Linked DNA regions of Homo sapiens: region 1 is linked to region 2. The links are chromatin loops, found by intact Hi-C in ENCODE. Cell type or tissue: dorsolateral prefrontal cortex. All regions are shown on one strand. Each heading gives the region's core, and the rest is flanking DNA. Links, peaks and the distances in the headings are about the cores only.

Evidence for each region. Hi-C counts contacts between places; a loop is a spot of excess contacts. Peaks named below come from ENCODE experiments on the same cell type or tissue, not always from the same donor. Only the 100,000 strongest peaks of a DNase experiment are listed, where the experiment ranks them.
Region 1: a loop joins it to region 2, with 13 times the contacts of the local background. A loop is called at or near these places in 1 of 110 quality-filtered maps.

The regions. Positions count from the first base shown.
Region 1 is chr13:31,061,314-31,077,012 of GRCh38, reverse strand. No RefSeq gene overlaps it. Among named protein-coding and RNA genes, the nearest start is that of LINC01066, 73 kb to the right of the region's middle. In dorsolateral prefrontal cortex, for the core only: no CTCF peak of the experiment used is centred there; a DNase peak (open chromatin) is centred at 9,431.
Region 2 is chr13:31,118,173-31,133,871 of GRCh38, reverse strand. No RefSeq gene overlaps it. Among named protein-coding and RNA genes, the nearest start is that of HSPH1, 36 kb to the left of the region's middle. In dorsolateral prefrontal cortex, for the core only: no CTCF peak of the experiment used is centred there; no DNase peak of the experiment used is centred there.

The DNA of each region.
Region 1 (15,699 bases), core at 5,155-13,154, 58 kb after region 2:
GTTGCTGATTTTTAAAGGTCTCAGGTTCATTTTCAGTGATGACTAGTGTTTTCTTCTTCTTTCGCCCCCAGGTGTTAAACCACAGATAGTCTGAAGAATAAAAGTGATGCGGGTAGGAAAAACAAGATGTTTCTCCCTCCTCTAATAAGAGACAAGAAGAGTCACCTGGGAAAGAAAAGTGACATAAAGAAAGTCACTGTATTTGGAGAAAACTTTTATTAAATTTCTACCTAGTGCCAAGCCCTCTCCAAAAACAATCTTGTTTGAGCCTCACTCAGTGAGGCAACCATCTTCATCTCCGACTTACAGGTAAGAAAACTTAACCTAAAAAGGTTAAGAAGCTTGTCATCAAGAAATGGTACAACCAAGCCTAAAATCCAGACTGACTCTTAAATTGAGGCTCATTGAGTTGACCTACGCGTTCCATCAACCAACCAGCAATTTTGTCCTACAATTCTTTTGGCAGGTATTTTCAGGCAAATGACTTATTGGCTTATGAATCTACTGAAAACAGAATCAAAATAGTAGCATCAAACAGAAGCAATCAAAGGTCCTCCCATAGGTTTAAACATCATTCTCACCAGAAGGTCATGAAGGAAATCCTCAGTACACACATCAGGGCCTCTCCCATCTCCCCTCCACACCATCTGGCTTACTCTGATTGCTGACTTCTGCCTTGTCCAAGGGGACTGAAAGTGCCTTGGAGGAAGAAGGTAGAAGAACAATCTTCAGCTTCCCACTCCCTTCATCCCTAGATAAGAACTCTCTTCCATCATGTGTGACTTCAGCTATGAGTTGAGGGATAATTGGTTTTGTTTGAGTGTTGTGCATGTTACTACAAGTTACCAGTCCAAATATTTTTCAGGAATCATGGAGAAGAATTTTCTGTTTAGGAAGTTTCAGTCAGGTGTAGTGGCTCACACTTATAATCCCAGCACTTTGGGAGGCTGGGCAGGAGGATAGCTTGAGCCCAAGAGTTCAAAACCAGCCTGGGCAACATCATAGCAAGACCGTGTCCCTACAAAAAATGAAACAAATTAGCTGGGTGTGGTTGTTCATGCCTGCAGTCCCAGCCACTTGGAAGACTGAGTTAGGAGGATCACTTGAGCCCAGAAGTTTGAGGCTGCAATGAGCTATGATCATGCCACTGCACTCTAGTCTGGGCAACAGAGCAAGATCCTCTCTCTAAATTTTTTTAAAATAAATAAATAGAAAAGTTCAACCAGAGTGAATGTATGCTTAATCTGGAAGGATGAGTGCAGCTCCATCCAGTAGACCCTTGTCAAATAGAACTCTAACACAGATCTGCTTAATTTTCAAGATTAGTGGGAAGTCTCTATTTTTGTTAGAAAGTTCCAGAACTTTAAATATTACCCGGTTTCAAAACATGTTTTAAGGCTGGGCGCGGTGGGTCACGCCTGTAATCCCAGCACTTTGGGAGGCTGAGACAGGTGGATCACGAGGTCAGGAGATCGAGACCATCCCAGCTAACACGGTGAAACCCCGTCTCTACTAAAAATACAAAAAATTAGCTGGGCATGGTGGCAGGCACCTGTAATCCCAGCTGCTCGGGAGGCTGAGGCAGGAGAATGGCGTGAACCCAGGAGGCGGAACTTGCAGTGAGCCGAGATCATGCCACTGCACTCCAGCCTGGGTGACAGAGCGAGACTCCGTCTCAAAAAAAACAAAACAAAACATGTTTTAAATACTGTGCTTATCCATGGCTGCCTTAGCTCATGCTGCCTCTTGGGACCCTGGGTTTAGGGGCATGTCACTATACTGTAGTTCAAGGATGTGTCCAGGAAGGGGAAAGGGTGCTCTCTTAGTCTGTTTGTGTTGCTACAAAGGAAGAACTGAGGTTGTATAATTTATTAATAAAAGGGGCTTATTTAGCTCCTAGTTCTGCAGGTTGTATGTGAAGCATGGCATCAGCATCTGCTCCTGGTGAGGACCTCAAGCAGCCTCCACTCTTGGCAGAAGGCAAAGGGGAATCAGTGTGTGCAGAGATCACATGGCAAGAGAGGAAGCAAGAGAGAGGAGGCAGTGCCAGGTTCTCTTGTATAATCACATCTCACAGGAACTAATTGAGTGAGAACTCACTCTTTACTGTGAAGATGGCATCACAGCCACTCATGAGGGCTCCTCCTCCATGCCCCAAACACCTTCCATTGGGCTTTACCTCAACATTGGGGATCAAATTTCAACATGAGATTTGGAGGGGACAGTTGTCCAAACTGAAGCAGGATATCTCATCTTTCTACTTCTCCTGAGCTCTCTGACTGGCCCAAAGACCTGACCTCAAGAAGGGCTGCTCTTTCTTCCATGAGTTCTGATAGAGAGCGTCAAGTCATTTCCCAATGACTCACGTGTGTGATTTCCACATAATTTGGGGCTGCAATCTGAGTCTTGGACCACCCCTGGCCAGTCTATTGACAGTGACCGGAGGTAACAACTATGCTGTCTGTGGCATCTTTCCACAGTGGTGAATGGCTAGTTGGGTAGGGTGACTGGCTGGTCACTCTGGCCCTGTCCTTCCCTTTCTCCTTCAACAAACAGTAGGAAGGTAAACAGCCTTTAACTTGCAGCTCTTCATTTGCCAGGCAGTGGGGAGGGAGGATAAGTGGTGAGTGTAATTGCTTAAGACAGCAGAGTCAGCCTGAGACTCCGGGTGAGCACTTAAAGTGTCAAAGCAATGCAATAAACCTTCCTCAAACAGCAGTTTGACACAGTCACCCTTCTTGTTATGAGCAGAGATCTGAAACTTCTAAGCAGGTGTGTCACTTTATTTTTATTTTCTTAAAGGAAGGAGAGAGCAGCTAGTTCATTTGCATGATTTCTAGCAGTTCTTTTCTGAAACAGCCAGACAGAGACACATGGTTAAATGGTTGTCATGGAAACCAGAGAGCATAGCTCTCCTCCAAGGTCTAAAGGAAGGATGATGAAAAGTTTAAGTAATCACCATGGAAACCTAGAGCAGATTCAAGGCGAGTCAGATCCCCAGCACAGTAACCAGCAGGTAAGTCTTCAGAAACTGGGGCCCTGGTGGAAGGGTGATGCTGACTGTCCACTGTGGCTTATAGCATCAGGGCCAGCCCAGATGCCACCTCCACAGTCATAGGCCCAGAGCTCCCCACAGGGTTGGCAGTGAGATGAGTGTGTTCCCTCAAAGCTCAGACTTTCACTTTTCATGATTCGAGGTGGATCTTGGAGACTCTCTTGCCTGCCCTTCCCTGTCTCTTACCTCTTTGCATCCACAGTATGATGGGAACCCACGGATCTGTTGTCACAAAACAGAACCCTGTTCAGATTTGCAGGTAGGAAGACACTCAAGGCCCAGCCCTGGTTTATCTATGGACTTGACCAAGACACATCCCCTTTCATGTTCATTAATAACAAAAATGAAGCCAGAGATTCTGGCATTAAATAAACAAAAGCACTTGAAAGCACTTCCTGACTGCAGAGCTCTCTATGCAATTGTTGGTTTCTTCTATCACCATTTCCCCTCCTCGCCTGAGGTAAACCTATTTGGGAATAGGTGGCTGACCTTAAGCCAAGTTTTAAAGTCTAGGAGGTGCTGTGGAAGGGCTGTCACCTGAAGTGGGGACAGGAACTCTCCAAAGGGAGCCATGGGAATGGGGTGAGTCACCCCTCTTGCTCCTGACAGGGTTATGACCCTCCAGTAACCAATTAGGGGTGGGATTCTGATGCCATGGTACATAGTGGACATACACATACTCCTGGCGATGGCAGTGATATGGGCACAGGGAGCCGTGGGGACACACTGGGGGTAGGGAGTGGATTAGTTTGTTCTCACATTGCTGTAAAGAATTACCCGAGACTGGGTAATTTATAAAGGAAAGAGGTTTAATTGACTCACAGTTCCACATGGCTGGGGAGGCCTCAGGAAACTTACAATCATGGTGGAAGGGGAAGTAGGCACATCTTACATGGCCAGGGAAAGAATAGAGAGCAGGGGGAGGTGCTACACACTTTTAAACAAGCAGATCTCATGAGAGATCTCACTATCCTGAAAACAGCACAAGGGAAATCCACCTCTATGATCCAATCACCTCCCACCAGGCCCCTCCTCCAACACTGGGGATTACAACTGGACATGAGATTTGGGCAGGGGTACAAATCCAAACCATATCGGGGGAATGGGGAGATATGAGACAGGCACAGGAGGAAACCCCTGATGGGCTTGTCCCTACCTGTGGCTTTCCCAGAGTGTGCTGCTTCCGACCACTGCTTTGGGAGAGAGATGGGTGTAGCTCTGAATTTTAACTTCACAAACACATTCATTCAACAAGTATTGATTGAGCATCTATTATGTGCCATGCACTATTCTAAGCACTTGAGACACAACAGTGTACAAAACAGACAAGAATCCCTGTCTTTGAGGGAAGACAGACCATAAACAGCAAACACAACAGGTAAACAATATAGTATATGAGAAGGTGATTAGATGAATGGATTTAAACAAGGATAGAACAAGTAAGGAGGATTGGGAATGCCAAGAACTAGGGGGTGGGCATTTCCAACAGATAATAAAGTGAGCAGAGTCCGCCTCATTGAGAAGTCACATTTGAGCAGACTTGAAAAAGGCAAGGGAGTAAGCTTTGTGGATATTTGCAGGGGGAATCTTCCACACAGAGGGGAGAAACTGTGGAAAGGCCCTAAATATATTTAAAGAGACTGGAGTGGCTGGGAGTGAGTGAGCGAGGAACAGAGGTCAGAGACGAGGCCAGAAAGGGAAGGAATGGGGTGAGTCACACAGGCCCTGGGAGACTCTGGCTTTTAGTTTGAGTGAGATGGGGCCCATTGGTGGATCTGGAGGGCTTGGGCCTATAGTTTTATAGGATCTCCATGGCTGCTGTGAGAGAATAGGCTGAAGGGGCAGGATGGAAGCAGGGAGACCAGCGAGGAGGTGCTTGCTGAAATCCAGAAAAGAGAAGATCATGATGGTACTAGATGGTAGCAGCGGTGCTGGAGAGAAGAGGGCAGGTTCTGGGTATATTATGACTGTGGAACCAACAGTAGAATGCAGGTTGTAGGAGAGAAAAGTCAAAGGTGGCCACTAGGTTTTTGGCCTGAGCAACCGCAAGGACGGATTTAGCCCCAACTGAGACAGGGAAGTTGGTGGAACAGGTTTGAGGGAGAAGATCTGGGTTTCGGGTTTGGAATTCATTTTGACTTCCATTATCTATCCAAGTGCAGGTAACCATGTGTGAGCCAAGATCACTGGAAACACCAGGCTGAGATTCAGGGAGAGACCTGGGCTAGAGATACAAATTTGGAGCTGACAGATACCAATGATACTGGGAGATATCAGTAAGAGAGTGATGCAGACATGGAAGCAGAGATGAACGAGGACTGAACTCTGGGGGCTCCAACATCAAGTCAGGGAGATGTGGAGGGATGAGGAAGGGAGACAGAGAAGCAGCAACCAGGGGAGAGAAGGAAAACCAAGACAGGTTGGGGTTTTGAACTCAAGTGAGAGAAGTATATGAAGAAAGCCTGGGTGATTAGGTGCTTCAAATGCTGACAACAGATGAGATGAAGATTGGTAGGTGGATTTAGCAACAGGAGGGGCACTGGTGACTCTTATGAGAGTGGTTTTGGTGGCATTGTGGGGACACAGAGTAGGTTGGAGGGGTTCCTAGAGAGAATGTGGGGAGAGGAATTGGGAAGGTTGAGTCTAGGCAACTTTTGCCAGGAGTTTCACTCCAAAGGCTTTCTGAGCTTCAGTATCTCATCTTAGCATGGTGCCTGGCACATGGTAAATACTCAACAAAAAGTCACTAGAATGATGTCGATCCGCATGAATCCTTTCTACAGTCTGATTGTCTAGTTCTCAAGAGAGACTTGTTCAATGAAATCATAATAGTTTAGAGCTGTAAGCAATTGTAGTGACCTCAGGTTTCTGTGATGTGAGAAGGAAGAAGAGATGGACAGAACACTTTCTTTAGAAGAAGGAGTCTGCATCTGAGTTAGAAGGGTCCTCAGAGCTCACACCCAATTGTCTGATTGAGCCAGAGGGGAAACTGAGGCCTAACATCACAGCTCTGTTAGTGGCTGAGCTGGGGCTAAAACTAAGACTTTCTTGTTCTGAAGTCATTGCTTTTGATGTGTCCAAACAAATACTGGATTTTGAGCTGCTTCAGCCTCCAAAGGCTGAATTTCCATTTCTTAGGACACAATCCATTATCTTTCTGGAAAACCGAATTTCTTAGTTCCAAGGAAGTCTAATGAGTGTTCCCAACAATCTCTTTGACCACTGAGTATCTCTTTCTAACACTTTGGTGACTTAAATGTCAGTGAATCAGAACTTTATAAAGGATGCTTTCCTTGAAAGATAATGTGATGTGCACTCCTAGGCCATAAACCAGAGAGCTGGAGGGGGCTCAGAGCAGACTTCTAGCAGGAAAGCGACAAGGTGATATTCCACGGAAGGCTGACACCTTGGGCATGAGTTGTTACATATCCTCCATGATGTTCAGATGTTCAGTGGCAAATGGGACTAGATTTTAAAAGATAAAAAGAAGGAGAAAACTAGGATTTCAGCCTTCTCAAAGGCTCAGAAATGCTCAGGCACCACTAGGCTGGAAGGCATCAAAAAAGAAATGGCTGGCGTCATTGTGTGGGTGGCTGACTGCTGAGTCGCTTAAAATGGTGTTAACTATTTTGTGCATTACAAATGCACCACTTGGTGAGTTCAAACCAGGCCCTTAAAGTCCAGGGGTGGGGCTGGTGAGTGGAGCTGGGAGGAGGAGGAGAGGAGGGAGAGAAGGTAACTAAAAGATAGTTACAGTTAGGAAAAAAGGGAAGAAAATCCCAGTGAATGAAATATCTGGAGAAGATCTCCAGCAAGAGTGACCCAAGTCATTACCATCCTCTCCATTATAAATTCACAACGCTGACCTTCTCTGCTTCTGCCTCCTCCCCAGTGGGTGGGCCTGGCCGGGCAGCAGGCAGGACCATCTGTGTTTGGGCTCTTCAGGGATTCCTGTCTTCTGTTGCTGCTGCTGCTGCTGTTTCTGCTTTTGCTCAGGTAGGCAGGGAGCCCAACCAAAGATCCTAAAGATGACCAAAGGCAGCAACTCAGGCAGCTTTCTCAGGTTACACCTTCTCAATGCCCTAGGGATGAATAATAACATTTCCTTTTCCTGGGATCAGAGATTTATTCTGCTCCAGGGCCAGAATCTCCCTTTGATACTAGGCTGTCCCAGTATAAGTCCCGGAACCTGAAGGGCTTTAACAGCCCAAGTCTAGGGGATGGCAGGTGGGATCCTGGCTTTGGGGGTCAGAAAAACTGGAGTCGAGTCCCAGTTCCTTCTCTTTCAGCTAAGTGACCTTGTGGGCAAATTTATCTGGGCTTAAGTTTCCTCATCTGTAAAATGGTGATGAGCACAATTCATACCCAATGGGATACCATGAAGACGAAATCATGTAATGCATGTGAGTGGTCCTTGACCTTGGCTACGAACTAAAGTCACTGGGAAGTGCCTAAAAAATACAGATACCTGGGCTGTACCCCCTTGAATAATGGTTTTTGCTCTTGGCTGTGTATTAGAATCGCTGCAGGGGCTTTTAAAAGTCTCAATGCCCAGGCCAATTAGATCAGAATCTCTGAGCATAAAACCCAGGGAACGAGCTGTTATAAAGTCCCCAGATGATTCCAGTGGGCACCCAAGACTTAGAGTCACTGACAAACATGAAAATTACTTAAAATTAGTAAGCCAAACACATGTAAAGAATCATCATCAGTATCAACTGAAAATTAAATGTGATGATAGTGACATTGGCTATCTGGATGGGGCTTTCCAACATACTCTCGAAAGCTTCACAATATGAATATAAAGTTTAATACAGTAAGTGTGAAAAATTAAGAAGGTCTTCAAGAGACAAGTTGTTAGGAAGCATCATGATAGATTATTGTGATTAAAGAATGCCTCATGCACACACAAGTCACCCACAGGTGTTCTCAAAGGTAGAATCTGCTTTAGCAGTTCTGGGGTGGGGCCTGAGGCCCTGCCTTTCTAACACATGCCCAAGTAATGCCCCTGCTGTGGGCCCCAGGGTTAAATGCACAGGCTCTGGAGACAGATGAGGTTCATGTGCCCAGCCTTCCATAGCTGAGTTGTGTGACTCAGGGTACCATTCTTCATGTTTTCTGTCGTCAATGAACCTCCCCTCCCTGTCCCTGTTTGTGGAGAGTGCACCCCTCCTGTACTCTAATCTTCTGGGTTAGTTGAATCGTCCCACCCCTGCTCTTCTAGGTTAGCTGAATCATCATTGTCCCTGAGCCAGACTGGTTCAACAGGACCCTTCCTGGGGTGGTTGAGGACCAAGAGCATCAGCCAGTCCCTGTGCAGTTTAGCAGGGCAAAGGCTCATGGCCCTCTGAGGGGAGCGGTGTGCAGAGGGAATCAGGTGAGGGAGGAACAGAGATGAAGCAGCATTGGAGTCCCTGTTCTGTGGAGCTGCTTTTCTGCCCTTCCTGTGTTATATAAGCTGTCCAAAAAATTCTCCTTTTTGTTCAAGTCAGTTTGAGCTGGGTTTTTCTCAATGCAGTGTAGGGGGTGGTGGGGGGAAAGGCCCCAAGAAATGCCTTAACTATTCTGTACTTTAGTTTTCTTACCTGTGAGATGGAGTGAATAGTAAGTGGGTTGTAAATCATAAGGTTGTTATGGAGATTAAATAACGTAATACATGTAAGGCACTTTGTACAGTGCCTGCCCTTAAGTAAGCATTCCAGTTAGGAAGATCCAGGGCTGGCCAGAGGTCTGCATCCATTTCAGGGATTCCTGGGATCCACGGAATGGTCCATCGTAAAGGCATTCGATTCCTGGTTCAAATTTGGATCAGTCTGACCTCTTAAAGTCTACCAGGTGCTGAGGGAGTGTGTCCTCAGTCTAGTCCAGACAAACTGACTCCCACATGAATAGCACAGCCTCACCCTGCCACCCTCCCCACTCCTTTGACCTGAGATCAGCTTGGTAAAGTCCATGCCCAGACTTAGTGATTCACTGGGGGCTGTAAGATTGAGGGTGAGTCAGAAGCTGGGTTCTCCCTGGGCCTTTCTGGGAATTCACTTGCTCTAAGTCTATCTTCCAGAAACTCGGCGTGTCTTCAGGTTCTGGGCTTTCACTTATGGCTCTCACATCCAGCATGCCTTTCTTAAAATTTTCTAAAAATTTCCAAATTCCATTTCATACAAATGCCCCATATCAACCGTCCATGTCAATATCACTGTATATTTCACATAATGTAGCACATTAGGGGTGCTCAAATGGTATAGCCTGACATGACTTGCAGTGGATTTTGCTTTGATTTCAAGTCAACATACAGTAATGGAGCTCTCAGTGTGTGTGAAGCCCGTGGTAGGAGTGCCCTCCCTCACTCTGCCTCCCTGGCGGCCACGTGGTGTGAAGCTTATGAAACTAAAGGCAAACTAAGCAGTGGAGGATGCTACATTTTTGAGCTGCACTGGGAGTTATTAGCAGAGTGTGGGATGCCTGTCGCAATGCTGAAACTACAAAGATGGGAGCCATCCGAGGACCCAACACCCCAAAAGAGCATATCACAAGCATGATAGGCGTAAAAGCAGTACCTATTACTAGAGCGCTGGGCCCATGGATGGAGCTGGAAATGACAGCTTTCATAGAATCCTAGTAGTTCAGCTAGAAATAAAAAAGTGAGAAAATGCTAATTAATAAAATCACCCCACAGGTCACAAGAGTTTGTAAAAACGTCTAAAGCATTCTTTCAAAATGCATTTCATGAGGAAGAAAGGAACCACTTGCTCAAAAGATAGGAACGTTTCAAAAAAGCACACGTCTGTGTGGGCAGACCCGTGTAGGTAGCCTGGTGGAGTGTGGAGTGGGTGATGGTCTCTTCCCGTTACACTCGCTTGAGGAGAACACTAGAACAGACAATGCCTGGGTATCCTTTCTGACAGTCCGTGTTCAAGTTTCTACTGGCTATTTTAGATTTTTCTGAGAAAATCTGAATGTTGCCTGCATAGCCGCAGGGCTTTTACAGAGAAAACAATTTGTCCTTCCCTAGAACTCATTTTTAAATTGGAGGCTATGCTGAATATCGTACCGGGAGGAATAAAACTGCCCCCGACCCCCGTCTTTGAAAATCAAGAGCTGGACTCTGGAACAAATGTGCGGGAATTAGGGAACCAGGGCTTTTGGGCAGGACCCTGAGAAAGGGCCAGGGGCAGTCTTAGCTGCATGGGACCAGATTCCGTGGGGTTTGAGGAGCTCCTCTCCTCTCAGACCACCTTTCCCAGCAGAAGTCCTTATTAGGAATATGGGTGTGGCTGGGAGCCAGTGGTTCACACCTGTAATCCCAGCACTTTGGGAGGCTGAGGCAGGAGGATTGCTTGAGTCCAGGAGTTTGAGACCAGCCTGGGCAACATAGCAAGAACCCATCTCTACAGGAGGGAATCTTATCAGGGTCATGGAAATGTTCTAAAATTGGATTATGGTAATACTTGCACAACTCATTACACTTATAAACTGTACATTTAAATGAGTGAATTTTATGATATAAATTGTACCTCAATAAAGTTGAAGAAAAAAGAACCCCATTCTACATTCCAGCTACCCTTGAGAAACATGTCATATTACTACGTATGCTTGTTTATTCAGATTATTGTTTTGTTTTTTTTCTTTCTTCTTTTTTCAGGTTATTGTTTTCTTTTTGTACCTAGCTTTCTTAATTCACATTTCTGTTCTATTGCAGGATTGGTACTTAATTTTCTTCTCTTTGTATTCACTTTGTTGGTTTTCATCTTTTAGACAAATGCTATTTTCTTGGCCCAATTTTTCTTTCCCTTTAATTTTCCTTTCCCTTTAATTTTCCTTTTCACTTATCAAATGTTTGGTGATGTTTCCGTTTTTCCTTTCATTGTATTGTATTTCCCACCACTCTTTTCTTACATATGGCTTCATAATTAAGAACCTTCTCTGCCTGGCCGAAGCCTGATGTGTTTAGACAGAGTTAAGAGGCGTGGGCATGAGACCGTGCTCCCCCACTGGCTGCTCTCATCACAGCCATCCTCGGGACACTGCTCCCCTCCTGTTCCTTCGGCTGCCATGTCCACTCTGCACGTGGTTTCTGGGCTCTCTTGACATAAAGGACACTGTCTTGCTTCTTTATGCATTTGAGAAATACAAATATAGCTTCTCAGAGCCAATAGAAGTCTCAGGGAGTCAATCTCACATTGGTAATCACATTACTGGTCCTAAGACACTCTGGCCATTTGAGTTGCCTCTTACTCCAACATGAGGAAGGAAACGCCATCTGCTACCTTCGGACTCAAAAGACACCTGGGATAAGGCCCTCCCAAGCCAATCACAGCACAAAACTCAAACTGATTAATTTCACTAGCTTCAGAAAAACAGATGTGTATCATTCTTTATACTATTCTGTGTATTTCACGGAATATTTATTTTTGTTTTCAGCTAGGTTTGAGAAGTTATCTCCAGACCAGCAGTGACTTATTAAAGAATACTTACTATTTCTTATTTATTTGACTGCTTGTGGGATATATCTGGAGAGAGACAGAGGACAGGCTGGAAAATTCTTTTTTTTTTTTTTTCCAGAGATAATATTTCACTCTGTCACTCAGATTGGAGTGCAGGAGTGTGATCATAGCTCCAGATAACCTCCAACTCCTGGGCTCAAGTGATTCTCCTGCCTTAGCCTCCCAAATAGCTGAGACTACAAATGTAGACCACCGCACCTGGCTAATTTAAAGACATTTTTTGTAGAGACGGGGTCTTGCCATGTTATCCTCAAGAGATCTTTCCTCTTTGCCTTCCCAAAGTGCTGGGATTACAGACATGAGCCACCTCATCCTACCACAAATTCTAGCTTACTTTTACTTTTTTTTTTTTTTTTACCTGAGTAACCCAGTCTCCATGCACTTTCCAATGGATATAGTTTATATTTGGAGAGGGCACCGCATTGTTAATGGTAATGTTTGGCATGTTCTTAATTTTGGGCATCTTCTTCCAAGTTCTAAGGGGAAAAACATAAAAATCTCAAAAGATGAGAATGACTCACCATCACACATCCTTCTCATTCTAACTAGGAGCCTTTTCTCAGGCTCTTTTAGGTCAGGAATCACCCCCTGCCCCCATAGCCTTCACTCATATAATTCTTCTCATTCTCGGAGGCCTCAATAATCATCCTCAGGGCCTCTCTGCATATGCCAGACCATTTGAGCTCTCTCTTTTCTGGATTCCAGAAAAGTCGAGCATGTAGCTGCCATTTTTGATGTGTGCTGCTCTTATTTTCTCATAAGATGTGTACAGCCTGAAGGCAAGTGTGCTTCCTTTAGAGTCCCACGAGCCCCAGCAGTGAGGAGGACTCAACAAACTGACTGGGTGAGGGCTCCAAGGACTAACCTGTGTGTTCCAGTAAGGGCTTGAGCGGCCTTTCAAAATATGATATTGCACTTTTGAAGTCAGTCCCACAAAGAAGTGGACTTTGCTTGTAGTCAACATGTATGAAGGCAAATGGTGGCATCTGTGAAGTCCCATGTCATAAAAGTTCTTGAATAATTGATTAACTCAAATGAGGGCTCTGAGACAGGCTGTCCTTTCCATGGCCAAGGCAGGAACAAAGCAGTTGGTGCAATGAGGAATGATGAACTGTGGAAGACGCCATGGATGTCCACCTCTTCCCAACAAAATCAAGGCACAGATCTCCTAATCTCAGGGGCCTATTGTGACCCAGTTCTGGCCAGTGAAATGAAGTGAAATCAGCGGAGGAGCTCTGGGAAAACTTTTTCTTGTCTAATAAAATGTGAAACTAGTGTGAGACATACATCCTCTCTTTCCTCTCTCTGTATGTGTATGTGTGTGTGTGTCTGTCTGTCTGGTTTTCCTCTCCCCTGGTTGGCACTCTTCATCCTGATTCCAAACACAATTGAGATGTCTGGAGCTACAGCAGCCATTTTGAGACCCTGAGGCCACAGTGTGAAAGACAAAAAGTCAAGAGGCTAAGGATGGTGAAATGAGAGGATGAAGACTCAAAACTCTTGACTACATCATTAATCAGCTAAACCCATGTGGGCAACCACCTATATCCGGACATGTTTGTTAAAAGAAAACCCTTTTATTCTCTATGAGTCATTTTTCCCTGTTACTTAATAATAGCAAACATTTATTAAGTTCTTATTATGTGTCAAGCACTGTTCCAAGAACTTTATACCTTTATAGTTATTGATCCATTTACTTGTTTATTTTTGAAACAGAGTCTTGCTCTGTGGCCCAAGCTGGAGTGCAGTGGCAGGATCTTGGCTCACCGCAACCTCCACCTCCCAGGTTTAAGTGATTCTCCTGCCTCAGCCTCCCTGGTAGCTGGGATTACAGGTGCCTGCCACCACAGTAAGCTAATTTTTGTATTTTTAGTAGAGACAGGGGTTTGCCATGTTGGCCAGACTGATCTCAAACTTTTGACCTGAAGTGTGTGCTCCAACCACATCAGCCTCCCAAAGTGCTGGGATTACAGGCATGAGCCACCACTCCTGGCCTCTTGATCCATTTCCTCTTAAACATAACTCTATGAGATAAGCACTATTCATTATTCCTTTTTTAGGGATGAGGAAACTGAGACACAGAAAGATAAGTATCTTGCCAAAGTTAGCAAGTAGCAGGATGAGGATTCAAACCCAGGCAGTCTGGATTGCAGCTTAAAACATTCATAACGGATGGATTAACTATACATAATAGTCTACAATGGACATTCCCATGGTTCAACAAATCATAGAATTGTGGGACTGTTTTAGAGTTGTGAGGGATCCTTTGAGATGAGTGAATATGTTACAGTAGATATAACCTGGAATGGTGATCTCTGCCTTATGGAAACCTGTAGGCAAGATGTTTTTATACAGTTTAGCAGCAATTATGGAAATGCATTGTCTTCTTCAAGGCAGTCCCCATATTGGCATTTCCCCTTAGTAATTGTTTTCCCATTTTATTAAGCATTTCATAATAAAGTTCTCTTCCTCTGCACTTTTTAATTGCTATCATGGCAGTACATTGTCTTGTTTAAATTACTCATTACTTTTGACTATATTTTTTTCTTTCTTTCTTTTTTTTTTTTTTTTTTTTTTGAGACAGAGTCTTGCTCTGTTGCCCCTGAGCTGGAGTGCAGTGGCGCTATCTTGGCTCACTGCAACCTCTGCCTCCAGAGTTCAAGCGATTCTCCTGCCTCAACCTTCTGAGTAGCTGGGATTACAGGCGCACACCACTGCACCTGGCTAATTTTTGTATTTTCAGTAGAGATGAGGTTTCACCATGTTGGCCAGGCTGGTCTCAAACTCCTGACCTCATGTGATCCACCCACCTCAGCCTCCCAAAGTGCTGGGATTACAGGTGTGAGCCGCCGCACCCAGCCACTTTTGACTACTTTTTAAGTGTTACGTTTGTACGTTTTGATCCACTACAAAGTTATTTCTTGGTAATCTTCTGTGCATAGTAGTCTTGTCAGACACTCTTGGTTTCTAACCAACAATTACTCAGCACTCACTCCTGATTTGGCGTAACCCTTGCTGGACTTTCTCACCTCATGGAGGAGTGAGGGAGAGTCTACGTGAGGACTCACTTTCTCTCCAGGTGAACTTCCTGTCAAGCTTCTTCATGTCTTGGAGATGCTTTTCCATCAGGCCTTTCTTTGCCTGATAAAGTTCTTTACTGCTGAGTTTCTTGAACATTCCACACAAGTCCCTGCATCCTCTCCTCACCTGTTCACACAGTCCAGAAAGTTAGAAGCTTGAGTAGGTCTCAATCTTCACACTTCAGAACTCTCAAGATGCTTTGCCTTGTTTCAGCTTTCAGAGGATGGCGCCTCAGAGACTAATGCTGAGTACTTGACAACCTCCATTTTACCTGTGGAATTGTCCTTTTAAGATTTATTTTATTGTGTAAATTTACTTGGCTTCCATAACAATACCCCACAGCATCTAATTTCACTGGTTAAATGAAACATCTCTTTTTGAAAAGCAATTTTCAAGAAGCAGTTTGAAAAGTCTGATATTGTTTCTTTATGAATTGTCTGTTCTCCAACCATAGAGCAAATAATAAGTATGTCTCCTCAGCCTTCTGCTTCCTTTGTGATACTTTGAGAATCCTTCAACTCATTTTTTTTGTCAATTGATCTTCTCCCAATTGAATTTCCCTCAAATAAAATTTTTTTCTGGCCCTCTTCCACTAAGCTGTCCTTCGTAATACCATTCACCATCTCTGTTGCCTTTCTGTGGATACAGTTAATTTCTGGGACAGAAAATGGGGCAGAAGAAAAAAACCAGCCAAGTTTACAGGCTTAGTGAGATTACGGACATAGTGATGATGATCAGAAATCAAAGGTAACTGATTTGAAACATGCATTCGTATTTCAAGAAAGAAAACTAGGAAAAATCTTTAAACTTCTTGGAATTACTTCATGGAAATGTGGATTCAGTCACTTGTGAGTGTATTAATTGATGGGGACAAAGTCTCTAAAATAAGGACTTCATTGTAATTTGTTTTTCATTCTGATAATAGTTTCTGTATTGCCCACCAATATTTCCTTAATTTAGACAAGACCCATAATCTGTTTTTTAACCTCCAGCAAGCATGAAGCAGATAGATTTCCTGGGAGACTAATGATACAAGCTGTTATCTTTTGAGGGCATCTA
Region 2 (15,699 bases), core at 3,969-11,968:
GGAAAGTGACTTTGAACTTCAAAATAACACTCAAAGAGAAGGAAGTAAAATGGCCCTTTCTGAGTATCTTTAAGCAATCCGGCACTGTGCCAGGTGTCTTCACTCAGGCTTCACAACGATCTTCTCAGAAAGGCATTGTTGCATTGTTTCCCCCATTTTACAGGTGGGAAAATGGGGTGACGCTCTGACCAAGCTAAAATATATGTTAATTAGAACTTAGATCTAACTGTAAGGCCCATGTTCTCTCCGGTGGCGGAGCGATCAAAGTCGGCATGCACATAGCCAGGGATGAAAGTTGACTAGCACTGTGAAAATGCACTTGTATCGTCATTGAAAACTCCGTGGGAGGACTCAAAATCTCTTCCCTGAAATTAGCCATAAAATCCAACCATGTTAAGATTTGCTGTTTTTTCACCAGGCTGTATCCGGTTTTCTAAACCCATGTTTATATGAAACACTGAAGCTTTTCTTTACAAAATGCAGATTCTTAGTCCAGTGTTTTGTAAAGCCGATCGAGACCAGTATTTTTTTTTAAAAAAAGAAAAAATTTAATGAAACAAAATATCAATGCATCATAAGGAGTTAAGGTGAGGATTGGTGTTTTTGTTTTCTGTTTTTTTGAGACGGAGTCTTGCTCTTGTCGCCTGGGCTGGAGTGCAATAGCACGATCTCGTCTCACTGCAGTCTCCGCCTCCCAGGTTCAAGCGATTCTGCCCCAGCCTCCTGAGTAGCTGGGATCACAGGCATGCACCAGCACGTCTGGCTAATTTATGTATTTTTAGTAGAGACAGAGTTTCACCATGTGTCTACTAAAAGACGTATGAGGCCAGGCTGGTCTCAAACTCCTGACCTCAAGTGATCCGCCCGCCTTGGACTCCCAAAGTGCTGGGATTACAGGCATAAGCCACCACGCCCAGCCAAGGATTGTTTCTTGATGCTTTTATCTGTTTGGCATAAATTAGGTCCAGGCTTACTGAAGATCGTGTCCCAAAATGTTTGAGAGATACTGGCTTAGACAATTGCAATTGTTCATTAAAAAAAGAAACAAACAACAAAGCATACCTTTTCATTGAGCATTGGACTAGAAACTGACTTTTAACCCTGGTTGCATATTAGAATTTCTCAGGGGCTAATTGTACAAAATACTGACACATACTCTCAGAGATTGATGTAATTGGTCTGGGATGGGACCTGGGCATCAGGATTTTAAAAGCTTCCCAGGTGAGTCCAATGACAACCACAGGGCTGTTGACTGTATGTGGGGTGTCCTGTTTGATAACTGATGTCTCAGTGCTAAGAATTTGAAGTTTCCTTTTCAAAGCACTGATGATCTATTCTGTAGATAAACGGATGATAGACTCATCCATTTACATTTTTTCTGTAATTATCCTTTTCACATTGGCTATAGATGTTCAAGTATCACTTACATATACCCAACTTCCCTATACCTCTCCCGCTTCTCACAGGAGGAATTTTGGGATTGATGCAAAATGGCTTTCTGCACCTTTCTATAGGTTTTGTACATGTTTAACTGACTTCTGCATTAATCACTGAAGCTTTGAGTCCCACTGAGAATAAGCCTCTCTGTAGCCGAGTGAATGAAGGCAGCTGAGTATCTTGCTGTAGTTCACTGTTGGACTGGTGCTTTCAGGGGCTGCTTCCCTGCATCACCACCACCCCTCACCCCCCAACATCCTCTGCACAGACACGTACATCGTCCCCCGCGTGGACACATACACAATCCCAGGGGTTTCCTATCAATGTGTTCCTTTTTGCTTCTGGCTCTTATTATTAATAAAATACAGAAAAGCATGGAGAATTGGGAAACAACCCCTTCTTGCACTCAGTACTGGCCCAGCTGAGCAGGGAAGGAGTACTGGAAAGTGTAAGTGGTTGTTTGGCTTTTAAGTCAAACACTTGGGTTTACATTCTGGTTGCACTTTTCACAATCCATATGGCCTTGGCATTAACCTCTCCAGCTGGTTTCCTCTGTAAACTCAGTTTCTGCCTCCACAAGGTGGTTGTTGAAGATTAAAGGAATTTGTGCACATGATGTGTTGAGTGATCTTGGCACAGGGTGGACACCCAGGAAGTTCTACAAGTTATGTTGGCTGGGGAGGTGCTCCCTCGTCTACCTCTTCAGTGTTAGCTTTCTTCTCCGATATCAGCGTTCACTTTTTACTTCTCATTGCCACCGTTGCACACAAACACACTGATGTTTTATTTACCCCCTTCGTGGTTTCTGTGAAAGTGTGGCTTTTTAAGTAGACATTGCCAGGGAGTCAGAGCATGGCTTTCTTCCTGCTTGGTGAACCAGGAGGCTGCTGTGCGTTTAGCAGGAACCCAAGAGTCTTTATGATTGCTGAGGTGCCTGTGGCTCCTCTTGACTGCCCATGTCTGAGTGTTTGGGGGCGTTCAAAAGCCGAAGGGTGCCAAAAGTGTCTCTGGAGAATTGTGACTTTACAGTCCATAAGCAGAGGACAATATTTTCCCAGTCCCAGAGATGTAAACTATTGCCAGGGTGTGTAAGCTGTTTGGTTTCCTAATAAAATCTCTCAAGTCTTTTAATAATACCCCTTTCCCTTCTAACAATGACAAATACCAGACTAGCATTTAAAAAAAATGCTCCCATGATTTAGAAAAGTTGAAAGAATAGCACAGTGAACATGTGACCAGTTACTGTGACACTTCTCACCATGTGCCTTCTTGAGACAGGGACCTTCTCCTGAACCACAGGCCATCATCAAACCCAAGAAATCTCATTGACACAATAGTATTTCCAGGTCCAGTTGTCCATCAAAAATGTCCTTTACAACTGTATTTTTGGATCCAGGATACAAAGATTATATACTTTATTTGGTAACGATGATCAGCTCAACACTTTTAAAATGATGTAAATTTTGTTTGAGAATTTTGGAGATTTTATAGCTACTATACATAAGCATGTTATCCAAAGGATTACTTTGTTAGAGGAATTAGACAATGCTTCTTTGATAGTTGTTTTTAGGCATTACTTGTATCCACTTATGTCAAAAAGCATTATTAAATGTGGCCCATCAACCAAAAGGTTGCCATAAATTATATTGAATGTATTTGTTGACCTAACCTTAACAAACTACTGGAGTGTTCTAGTGATCAGAGTCATAACTGTTCCTCCATGATTGGGTGATACAAGTCCAGGAATAAACAGTTCCCACTGCTTCACAGCCACAAGAATAAAATCTAGAATAGCAGATATTGACTCTACAGTTGCTATGGCTTTCATGTGTTTATGGCACATATACTGTGTGTTCTGCACACAGGTGGGTTGATGTATTTTCCACACACAGCTGGTGTGTTCTGGTCACACTCCTCATGAGTGCCTGCCTGCCCATCTGGAATTCCTCCCTACAGGTGTTAGCCCTGGGCCTCGGAGAAGGGGCATCACCTTCACTGTACCAGTTAGGCCATTCAGTTGTAAAATGTCACAAACCCACCTAAAAGTACTTTGGTTCAAAGGGGATTTATAAGCAGAAGGATGGCAGGTAGTGAAAGCAAGCATTGACTAACCAGTCTGTGCATAACTCAGGGCAGCCGGGCTTTTGGAACACTGGGAATCCTCTCCACTATCCTTGCTGATAACTTGCTTCTAGGGGAGGTTGGGAAGCATAGCTGCAACAGCAGTCCCCAGCAGACACCACTAACACACCTCCCAGGGGCAAGAAGTCCCAGGGGGAAATTTCCATCCCTCCCAGGGACGAAACTGTGCCCAGAGTGAGCTCTGCAAGAACATGACTGCTGCCATTCTAACCATGAGTAGGTAGAGGGAAGAATATTTATCAAAGCAAGTGGGATGCTGCTTCCAGGAGAATGGAGGATGCTGGGCAGACCCAGCTGCACATCTGCCCGGCACGTAACCTAGTTTTTCCCGTTCTCCCCTGCATCCCAGGGCATGTGCATTCTCCCAACATGGCACAGAGGAGACTGGCCAGGAAATGTTTCTTCAGTGCTGAGTCCATAGGCATTAGGACCTCATGTGTAAGCAGCAGACCCTGAGGTTGCACAAAGTGAGGGTGGCCCAAGATGCTGAGAACCTCCCAGCTCCCAAGGAGGGAAGCAGGGACTCGTTACTCCTTTCCCACCACTGGGAATCATGCCTAGTAACCTGAGCAATTCACCAAGCCGTTGCTCTGAGCAGGGCTCTTTGGCCCTCACAGTTTGCCCAGAAAGCTCATCCTCCAACCCCCAGGCGCTGATGTCCTCATCTGTGTTGTGCATGGCGCCTCCTGCCCTGCTATTGTGTGGCTCTGAATCGGGGAGAGGGAGTGGGGAGTCCAGGCTGACTCCCAGGTCTCTCTGACTTTAGTCTCTCTTTTCAAGGTGAAAAACGGTGCCCTTCCTTGAAGGAGAACACGCAGAGAGAGAGCCAGAGAAGAAGGTGAGGGAGAGCCAGGTTTACCGTGACACATGTTGAATTTGAGGTGTGTGCAGAGCCAACAGCCAGCCAGTGAGCAGAGTCTCCCGGGTGTGGAACTCGGTAGAAAGCAGAGCTGAAATACAGACTGCAGTCGTAGTGGACAGCCGGGCTCTCGGTGCAGACACACAAGCCAGCTGTGCACGCAGTCCAAGTGAAGGATTTTTGTCCTGTGTGTGCCCCCCATGCACCTGAGTCATACGCACCCTCCTCTACTGAGCTTTTAGCCTCATCTACACATGTGAGAGGGAAGAGGCTCAGTTCTATTCATTTTTTAATAGCCCAAGTGCCTAGCACAGGGTTTGCATTTAGTAGATGCTCAGTCAGGATTTGTCAAAGAATTGAGGTTCAAAACAGAAACCCTCAGGAGGCCTATGTTAAGAATCAGGGCAGAAGAAAGGCATCTGAGGAAACAGTGGTGGGAGAGCTGGAAGGAAACAGGTGGTAGAGGTCACAGAAGCCAAGGGAGAAAAAGGAGGAAGGGATGGAGAGGGACGAGTGCTACAAAGTGGCCAAAGGAGATGAAGACCAGAATGTGCACTAGACTGAAGCACAGAGTTAACTGGCGTTTTCTGAGAGCAGTTGCAGCTGAATGAGTGTGAGGAAGCAAAGGACATTGCATTTGGAGAATGCTCTCCCATGTGTAAAATTAGAAAATTGAGTGGGAAACTGGAACAATAAATGCATTCCACAAGAGTCTGGGGTGGAGTTTGGGTGATGAATGCTGTGGTGTCAGAGGAAGATGGTTCTCTCCTTGTTCAACTTATCATGGTCTTCATATGCTTGTCTTTGGTCCCACTGAATCAACAGGGTCTGGAAGTCAGAGGCACCTGTTTCAGCCACCATCGAAATGGAAAGAACCCACAGGGTGTCCTGGATTCTCCCTTCTGTCCATCTGGCCTCACCCAGTGCTAGCCCATTCCCCTCTGCCCATTTCCTACTTGGGACCTGGATTAGTCTGTTCTTATGCTGCCAATAAAGACATACCCGAGACTGGGTAATTTATAAATAAAAAGAGGTGTAATGGACTCACAGTTCCACATGGCTGGGGAGCCCTCACAATTATGGTGGAAGGCAAAGGAGGAGCAGAGGCATGTCTTACAGGGTGGAAGACAAGAGAGAGCTTGTGCAGGGGAACTCCCATTTATAAAACCATCAGATTTCATGAGACGTATTCACTATCATGAGAACAGCATGGGAAAGATCTGACCCCATGATTCAATTATCTCCCACTGGCTCCCTCCCATGACATGCGGGAATTATGGGAGCTACAATTCAAGATGAGATTTGGGTGGAGACACAGCCAAACCATATCAGGAACCTCTTGGAGATATCAACTGCAGCCACTCACTCAGTCTCTCCCCCTTCCCATGCTCCTCAGAGTTTTAGCCAATAATGAACTATAAAACCATTCCTCACAGAAGTTAAAAAATTGCCTGACACAAAGACTTTTTGAGATAATAGGCTTGGAAATAGGAGTCTACGTTGGCCCAATGTAGACTGCCATCCATGGCAGACTCTTTGTTTCATGGCGGTGGGGACTGGAGGGCACACACTGGTCTGGGGGCTCCCCCTGGCCCATGAAAGCAGGTCTGCAGGCCAGGGGCTCTAAGGTCATTGAGACCTACCCAGGAGTGACATGTGCAGAGCTCAGATTTCTAACATAGTGCATCTTTCCTACATAAGCTCATAAATCTCTTGCTTTTAGGAAGAGAGGTGGGGGCATCACAGCTAGTTTTGGCAACCAAGGAAGAGCAGTCCTCAGTCTGAAACTATCCTCTGTGGTTGTTGGGGAGGTCCTGCACTGGTTGAAAAGTGTCCCTAAAAATGGTGATTAGCCCTTCCTCAGAGGTGGTAGAGATGTTGGGGCAGGACCATGGCTTCAAGGAGGAAGGGGTTACTCCCAAGGGACACCATGTACCCCCAAATCCTATATCCCTGGCCATGGCAGCCCTGCTCAAACCCACCCAACCTCCCACCCTCAGGTGTACATACATGTGCATATGCTCTCTCTCTAACACATACACACTGCATCACACATACCCCATGCATATGCATGCACACACACACACACACACACACAGGCACACTGCACCACACATACCCCTCAACCCCACCCTCCACCAGCCTTCACCTGTCCATCTTCCTGCTGCTCAGGCCTCTCCCTCCCTAGGAATCCCTGGCCAGACCTCCTGACAATGTTCCAGTTGGTCCCCAACCCCTCTATGGAGATCTCTTTGTGTCTCTCCTATTGTATTTAAATCATTACTTTATAATGTGTTTGTAACTCTCTCTGCTGCTAGACTGTGTGTTCCTGGAGACAAGAATAGGTTCTTAGTCCTATTTGTGTCCCCAGAGCTTAGCACAGAGCCTGAAACATAAGTGAAATGTGAACTAAATGAGCAAATGAAATAATTGATGGATAAGCACTGGCCAGATTCCATATTCCAAAGAAAACTGTGCTCCATTCCAGAAGTCTTAGTGTCATCTTTCTAGGGCTGCCATAACTAATGACCACAGACTGAGTGGCTTGAAACAACCCACATTTATTCTCTCTCAATTCTGGAGGCCAGAAGTCTGAAGCCAAGGTGTCAGCAGGACCGTGCTCCTTCGAGGGGTCTAGAGGAGAATCCGTCCTTGCCTCTTCTAGCTTCTGGTGCTGCCCTGCATTGCATGGCTTGTGGCCACATCCCTTTATTTCTTCTTTCCATTACTTTTCCACATGTATTTCTTTTACGTCCTTTTGCCTCTCTCTTGTAAGGACACTTATGACATTTAGGGCTCGCCCAGGAAATCCAGGGTAATCTCCCCATCCCAAATCCTAAATCACAGCTGCAAAACCCCTTTCCAAATGAGGTCATATTCATGGGTTCCAGGGACTAGAACTTGGATCTTTGGGTGGCCGTTACTCAGCACGCTATGGAATTCCCAAATGGATGAGAAAAAACATTGCCTAAATCTTTCTTGCAAAGTTTTCCCATGTTTCACCAGAGAGGAATCTCCTGGACAAGATGTGCTTGCTTTGTCATTGTCCAGGAACATCCAACCAGCGATTAAATTTGTAAGCCTTCAATCATACCTCTGTTGATAATAAAGGTGCACAAAAATGACACCTTTGCATGAGAATCTCCACCAAGGGCAGAAATGAAAAGGGAGACAGGAGGGTGTGCTTCAAGATGAGAGGCAGGGGAAGGTACAATATGTCATACCAGCCAAGTTATTTCAGACTAGCATCTAAGCCACAAAATAGAGTCTTTGGGATCTTGGGACTGATGGCAAGGGGAAGGCAGGCCCAGACTTAACCTTAGCTCCTGAAAGGAGGGGGTGGGATGAGGAACAGGAGGTGGAAGAGAGTCTGAGCGAGGGGGAGTAGTCACGGTTAAGATGAGACAGACTGGCCTCCAGGGTTGAGAAGAATGATCCTATCCCCTGTGCTGATAACAGAAGGACCTGACCAAGCTTCTAGGAGCTGTAGCCAGGCTCCTCTGAGCACTGGAGCCAAGTAGTGATACATCTGACTTTTTCCTGACCCAGCTCCTCTTTCTGCCCCCTTCCCACTCCCTCCTGCCTGGATTTGAATTCTGAGTTTTCTCTTTCCCAAGCTCCAGAGGGGTAGAGGAGACCAGGTCCCAGCTCTGCCATGTTTGCTGATGGGTCTGGACATCTTTCTTTCTCCCCTTTATTTCCTCAGCTGTTAGTAGGGGGTGAGGAGCATGGTCCCTCCTTGATGGTCCCCTACCTTCTACCAAAGCATCCTAGAAAAGCAAACAAACATTTGCTTGAGAGTTGGACAAGTGGTGCTACTTTGAGTTGTCCTAGACAGGAGGAGAGAAGGCAGCTCCATTCCTCGAGTACAACTGATTAGAGACCAGGATCCTGACTAGACTTCATTTACCAGTGGGTGGGGTCACTCATACCAGGGTCTTCAGCCTCTTGTAGATTTGGGTGAAGAGGAGGGAAAGACCCTGCCCAGGCTCTGAGCCCAAGATAACCTCCAGCTTTAGGGGACTACCAGGTGTCCCAGCTCACAATAAAATGGTGCCTTGGCTCCATTTTCCATTGTTCCTCGTTGCATGTCTTCCTCTGGGATCTCACCAGGAGAAGGGGTTAATGGTAGGGCATATTCAGACTCTCCTGGGACCCCTGCTCCAATGCCAGCCATCAGCATGCTGAATCCCATCTGGTCCCCTCTTCTGACGACATCCCATTCCCATCCTCCCTGCCTGCTGGCTGACAAGCCTCATGCTTTTCTTTATGGAAAGTGAAAGATGACAGATCCAGGAAGCCAGAAACATCGGTCCCAGGCTTGCTAGCAAACTGAAACAGCTTACCTCTCTGTGCCTCAGTTTCCTCATATGTTCACCAGTAGTCATCACATTTGCTCAGCCAGGTTCTGGGCTTCCTGGAGGTGAGAACTGGGAAAAGGAGACTCCTTTGAGCTCCAGTTTCTCATCTGCAAATTCTGAGGAACAGCATTTGTCTCACAGGATTGTTGGGAGGGAGAATTGAAAGATGAGATGTGGAAGCTCTTCAGCAATGTCAAAGCAAAATAAGTTGACGATTAGATAGAAAACAATGTATAAGAGGCTGAATGGAGGAGTGCCTTAATGCAGATGAGTTGCAGTTCAGACAGCATTTCTCAAAGGATATTGCTTGGAACACTCATCCCACAAAACACAGCTTGAATAAGGGGCTCCTTGTAAGTTTGGGAAACTGTTCCTTTCCTGGGGATTTACCAGGCACTTGAAAACATTAAGAGCTCAGAAAAGTACTGAGGTTAACAGACCCATTGAACTGTCTTTAATCCAGCATTTCCCAAACTCATTTCTTCAGGGAACCACTCCCCTGCCTGACATGCCCCCACTTTAATGCAGGGAACCGAGAGTAATCGTTACACTTGTCCCTGCCCCTGCTGTGATGGACGCGAGGGAGATGGGAAAGCAGGATGCTGGCTGCAGAGGCAGGAGGGAGTGAGAAGGGGGCAGAAAGAGGAGCTGGGTCAGGAAGAAGTCAGATGTGTCACTTCTCGGTTCCATTTCCTCCCATCCAGGTCAGACCAATTGGAAGCTGCACCTGGAGGTATCTGGAACCCTGCTTGGCATGATTTATAGAGGTGGGTTTTGTTTTGAACACTGCTGGCTTCATATAATGGCATTATTTCCTCGAGGGATTAGTTAATGGAGGGAACATTGCTCTCAGAGAAACAGCATCAACGCAGATCTCTCAACTTAAAATAGTACTGAGTAGACAGGCCATGACCCCGAGATTGAACTCGAAATGCTGCGGTCCAAAATCAAGGATGAAAAAGGAACACTTCGTTGAGCAGCGAGAGAAATCCACCATTGAAAGGTTTATAAAAAGCAGCTTGGAAAAAGGGGTCTGGACTACTGAGACTGATTGTTTAGGAGGCTCAAAGGCTCAGCAACAGAGGGGGAAAAACTGGGGGAGGAGCTGAAATGCCCCCCACTAACAGCTGAGGAAATAAAGACTCAGGGGAGAAAGAAAGATGCCCAGACCCATCAGCAAGCATGGCAGAGCTGGGACCTGGTCTCCTCTATGCCTCTAGAGCTTGGGAAAGAGAAAACTCAGAATTCAAATCCAGATCAGGAAGGAGAAAGGAAGGTAGGAGGGAAGGGAGAAGGCAAAGGAGGAAAGAAGGGAAGGAGGAAGAAAAGAAGGGAGGAGGGAAGGAAGTAAGGAAGGAAGGAAGGAAAGGAGGGAAGGAAGGAAGAAAAGGAGGGAGAGGAAAAGAGAGAGAGAAAAAAGAAGTCAGGCAGGAAGGCAGACAGGCATAGTCTGATAGTCTCGTGGCAATGGCAACCAACTGTCTAGCCTCAGGAGATGCATGAGACACGCACATATTGTCTGTGCCCCAGAATCCTCCTCCTCTCCCAGTAATGGCTGGGCTTCCTCATCCCTGGGGCTCCATCGGGCAACCATTTTTTGAGGGACCAGCCCACAGCCCTCAGTTGGCTGGGTCAAAGTGAGCACTGACCAGAGATATGCCAGCAAGCTTCAATTTGGGACTTGGAACCCAAGAGAAGTCAAAAATCAGTCTCTCTGTGGAGCAAAAGCTGCCAGTGAAACCTGGCAGCTGCTGTGGCCATGCTTCCTGAAGTGTGGGGAGACCTGGTCTACAGAGAGAGAGGTTGCATGAGAGAGCACCACACAGGGGCACGAGATGGAAAGACCGTCCTGATGAGGTTTTCACGTCCCTGGTGATGGTTTTTCCCATGGTCCTAGGAGAAAGTTGAGAAACTCTTAGGTCAACATTTAGCAGATGCTGAATGTTCTGTCTTCCTACACTGTCAGCTCCCTGAGGCCCCAGATGGCCAGTGTGGATGTCGAATTCTCGGGGTCCTCATAGTTCCATGGCAATTGCAGCAATGCAGGGAGAGCCAGCCCCTGGCTCTCAGCCTCTTACTTTCCTCCTTCTCCCTCCACCCCAGCTTCTTTCTGCACTGTGGAGGCTTTAATGTGCATATGCATGAATACCCCCACCCCAGCTAACATGTCCAGTATAAGTCCGCACCCCAACAAACCCTGGCCCCTTAACCACTTCTCTGGGCCTGGGACTGTGTGGCCCTTCTTGGGACTGATGGATGTGGGAGGAGGCCGTGCAGGTTCTGAACATGGACTTGGGGTGGTCTGGGCATGGGATTTCCCGGTTCCACGACCTGGAGAAGGAGGTGTGGTTAGGTAGGCGCATGGCCAGGACAGGGGTCCCCTTGCCCTGCTCCAGGAGGGGTACAGGTCATGGGTGGACCTGAGAGTGGGGAGCGGGTACTGGCAAGTGTTGGACTGGAGGAGGGCCCAAGAGATTGCCTAGCTTTGCAGTTAGGGGCTCTCTGCCCCTTGCGGTCTCCATTTGCAAAGTGATGGCTTTGAATTATAGGTGGAGGTTGACAGCTCAATGTTTGGGAACAAACAAAGGTTTGGATTGTGAATTTTTTTGTTTGTGTGACTTTGGGCAAAACCTTCATCTCTCTGAGGACCAGCTTTCTCATCTGTAAAACTGGATGTTCCCTTTCTAGGCTGCGGTGAGGATTCCACAATGTTGGTGAAGAGATCAGCACACTGTGTGCTTGGGAACTGGCAGCCACACTATTATTCTTTCTGAGGTTGCTCACTTACAGCTTTAAAGTGGCTGCTCTGGGGCCATCCTTGGGAAGAAGAGGGCAACTGGCCTCCTAATTTTATTCCCAGAGCCGATTTCCTTCAACTCTGGAGTCTGGTAGTTAAGAGCGCGGGCTCTAGATTCTCCTGGGTCATTTCATTGTTAACCATTGGTGAGTCACTTAACTTCTGGGAGCCTCAGTTTCCTGGTTGGTAAAATGAGATGATAACAGTATCTATTCCCAAAGATGTTATTAGGAATAAATGCAAATACATCTAAGCTCTGAAGCAAGGCCTGCCTGGCACAAAGTTAATGTTTAAATCTGCCAGTGTTTTTCACCAACAGCCTCATGGTTCTCTCCCACTGTCCTCAGCCCACCTATAGGCAGATGCTGTAGGTGGCATTTCGATCTGTGGCAGAGCTGCTTGGGGAGCCATCGGCTCAGCTCATCAGCCCTGTGCTCTTTGCTCAATGAAACGGCCTCCAAGGAAGAAAAACCTCAAATCTGATTTGTTCACTTAAATTCAAGCTCTAATTGTTTTGGGAAGAAGCCCACGGTGGCTGAAATCATTCCTTGTTTTGCTCTTCTTTGCTCCTGTCTGGCAAAGCTTAATCTCAGTCAGACCTTTTGATTGCACAGGGAAAAATTTGCCAAGAAAAGAAAATAGCAGCTGGGTCTCTTTAGAACTCAGACAAGGAAATTGCTTTATGATCAGGACTCCTTCTGGGCAGCTTCACTTCCTTCTTCTTCCTGTGTAAGAAAATTTAAATTAAACAAGTCTGAGCCAGTAACAGACAAATCTGGCTTCTCCCTGAGACCTGACACGCAGGCGACCTCGTGGCCCTGGAAGGTCTGGTGAATGCTGGGCCACCCCTGGCACAGGTGCTCTCCAGGAGGGCTTGCTCTGCCCCAGCAGCAGCCTGGTGGGAAATAACCAGGTAAGTACAGGGTGCAGATTCCTTGGGCACCTGAGGGCCCCCTGCTTCCCCTGCTTAAAGCAAAGACCCCAGGTAGAGCATGGTCATTGCACATTTTCCATCAGCAAAAACATATTTCCGTCAATCCCTTCTACTTGATCCTATGTTGCCCACTCTTTCCTACCTCCTGGATGTGTCTAAACCCCTCGGAAAGCCATCTGCTTCCACTCCTCAAACCCTTTCCCTTCATCATCTTGTCCTTGCCGCTGCCACCCCCAGCTCTGTGCCAACCACATTGAACTACTAGAAATTTCCAGATCCAGAACATCCCCTCTCTCTTGCCTAGTGGCCTTGCCTCAGGCTCTTCTCTGTCTCTCTTTGATTGTGGAAAAATGGCTGGGTGTGGTGGTTCATGCCTGTAATCCCAGCACTTTGGGAGGCCAAGGTGGGCAAATCACAAGGTCAAGAGTTCCAGACCAGCCTGGCCAACATGGTGAAACCCTGTCCCTACTAAAAATACAAAAAATTAGCTGGGCATGGTGGCAGGTGCCTATAATTCCAGCTACTCAGAAGGCTGAGGCAGGAGAATTGCTTGAACCCAGGAGGTGGAAGTTGCAGTGAGCCAAGATCACAATACTGTGCTCCAGCCCAGGTGATAGTGCAAGACTCTGTCTCAAAAAAAAAAAAAAAAGTGGTGAAACACACATAACATAAATTTACCATCTTAACCACTGTTAAGTGCACAATTCCACAGCATTAAGTACATTCACATTGTTGTGCAACCACCACCACCATCCATCTCCAGAGTGCTTTTCATCTTGCAAAACTGAAACTCTACACCCATGAAACAACAATTCCCCATTTCCTTCTCCCCAGCCCCTGGCAACCACCATTCTACTTTCTGTCTCTATGAATTGGAAGACACCAGGTGCCTCCTGCGAGTGGAATCAGTATTTGTCTTTCTGTGACTGGCTCATTTCATTAGCATAAGGTCCTCAAGGTTCATCCGCATGGTAGCAGCTCTTCCTTCTCTTAAGGCTTCCTTTCAGATGGCCACATCCTACTCATCTTTCAGGTCTCAGCATAAGTTCTCTCCCTCTGGGAAGGCACCCTGCTGACCTCCCAAGTGAGCACCCCCACCATGCTTTGCATTCCGATCCTGTCAGGGGACAGCCAGGGATGTGTGAGCTCCTTCAGGACACAGACTCCTTTCCATCCGTGGTTGTATCACTGCACAGCGCCTGGCACTGAGTGGTGGCCGCCAAATATCGCACAGGGAAATGTTGAACAACCTTTCCTTGAAAATATTCATGAAGAATTTTCAACAAAAACCTTGAGACCAGATCTGAATGCTCTTGATCTACCGAGGGTACCAGGTATCAACCACCCTTTCCTGGAGCATATTTGGTCTCTGTGGCACTGTTTTCTGCCTGTTCTCTGGTTCCTCTCGCCTGACCTACAATCTCTGCTCAATCCGTCCCTCCTTCTCTTTGAGCACTCGAGGTGGCTGCACCCACTTTTCTCCACACACATCCCCTTGGGTCATCCTGGCCCCACCTCTCTGGAGATGATTTCCAGTCGCCTCTCCATGCCTCACTTCATCCTGCACAGCCTGGGAAGCACCTCACTCCGGCCATCTCTCTCCTTCTTTCTGTGTAAGCTGACCCAGCCTCTGCGAGTCTGTTCGTTAACACCAGCACCATCATTTGGCTTGCAGTTTGCAAGGACATGCTTGATTCCACAGCAATGTGCCGATTGTCCATATCTTCAAAGTGTTCGGAGCATTTGTAAGCAACACCCCTTCCGTTGTATGCTCCTATAATAGCCCTTCTCCAAGGCCTTATCACGGTGGGGTGGCAGAAAGAGAAGTGGGATCCTATTCCTGCCTTGCCACATATTGGTGTTTTAAGTTTGGCAAATTACAAGTCCTCCCTAAGCCTCAGTTTCTTCATCTGTAAAGTGGAGATAACAAATAGAACATCTCCAGGGACGTTGTGAGAACTAACAATGGAATTTAGTGATTTCCTACCTAAATGGGTGAGATATCCCTGGGTGGAAGATCATCAACATGTTGTTGATATTGAATAAGGTGTGTGCTATTTGAGAAATTGGGCCACACTAAGACAATGTACGTGAGGTATCTTGTAGAACTAACATGCGTGGGCTGACCACAGGGCCATCACCTTCCTCCCTCCTGGGTTCTCTCTCTCTGTCCTTGGTCCCGCAGCCAAGCTGCCCAGGGAAAGTGTTGATTTTATTTCTAGGGAATCCATTGCTCAAAGGATCGCTGCAGCAGACACTGTCTTAGGTGAGTTGATGGATTAGCTGGCTCTCTGTCAACACCCTGCCAAATGCCCACAGCCCTCTGAACACTAATGCCTGGAAGGTGGTGAAAGTGGCCGGTATACTTCTGCTCCAGCAGGTGAGGGATTGAGTTGTGTGCTTAGAACAAGGTTTGTTCTCAAACCTGTTTGTGCCCGTCATGCATTTCATTGTGCTGATAAATTTATTTAAATAAAATGAAAATTCATGAAATTCATAAAAAAAACTTTGTGAAAGTTAAGGTGAAGACTTTGAAAAGACTAGCTGAAGGGTGATACTGAATTGAGGATATGTGAAACCACTGTTAAAGTGTCGGAGAAATTATAAAAATCTGCAAAGATATTGCACTCATATTGCTTTGCAAATATCATTAAATTCTTACTCTACTTTTACAAAGTGGAAATTGAAAATCATATATAATGCATTATGGAAGACCATGCTGAACTCATCTCTCAGTTGAAGAAACAGCCTTGGCTCTACATCAAAAGATTGGCAAATGAATGTACATCTTAACGTTGCAAATTGAAATAAAATGTTTACGGGATGTATGCATCATTTTTTAATGGTTCCTTGACTTAAAAGATATACAGTCATGCATCTCCATTCTGAGAAATGCATTGTTAGGGGGTTTTATCATTTTGCAAATGTCATAGGGATTGTGACCCAAGAAGGCCAGTGTGGGACACAGGGAACAAAATAACCCACAGAGCTAGAGAGAGGCACTAATTTGCCCTGCTTCCCTGTAAAGCCCACCACATCACAGCACAGGGAGACCAGGCAGGCGCACAGGGTCTCTGTGGTACCCCGGGTTTCCATAGCTTTGGGAGCCTCAGGGCCCCTCTCCACCTCATGCTCTCAGGAGGCCAGAGTGGCTGCACAGGAGTCCTAA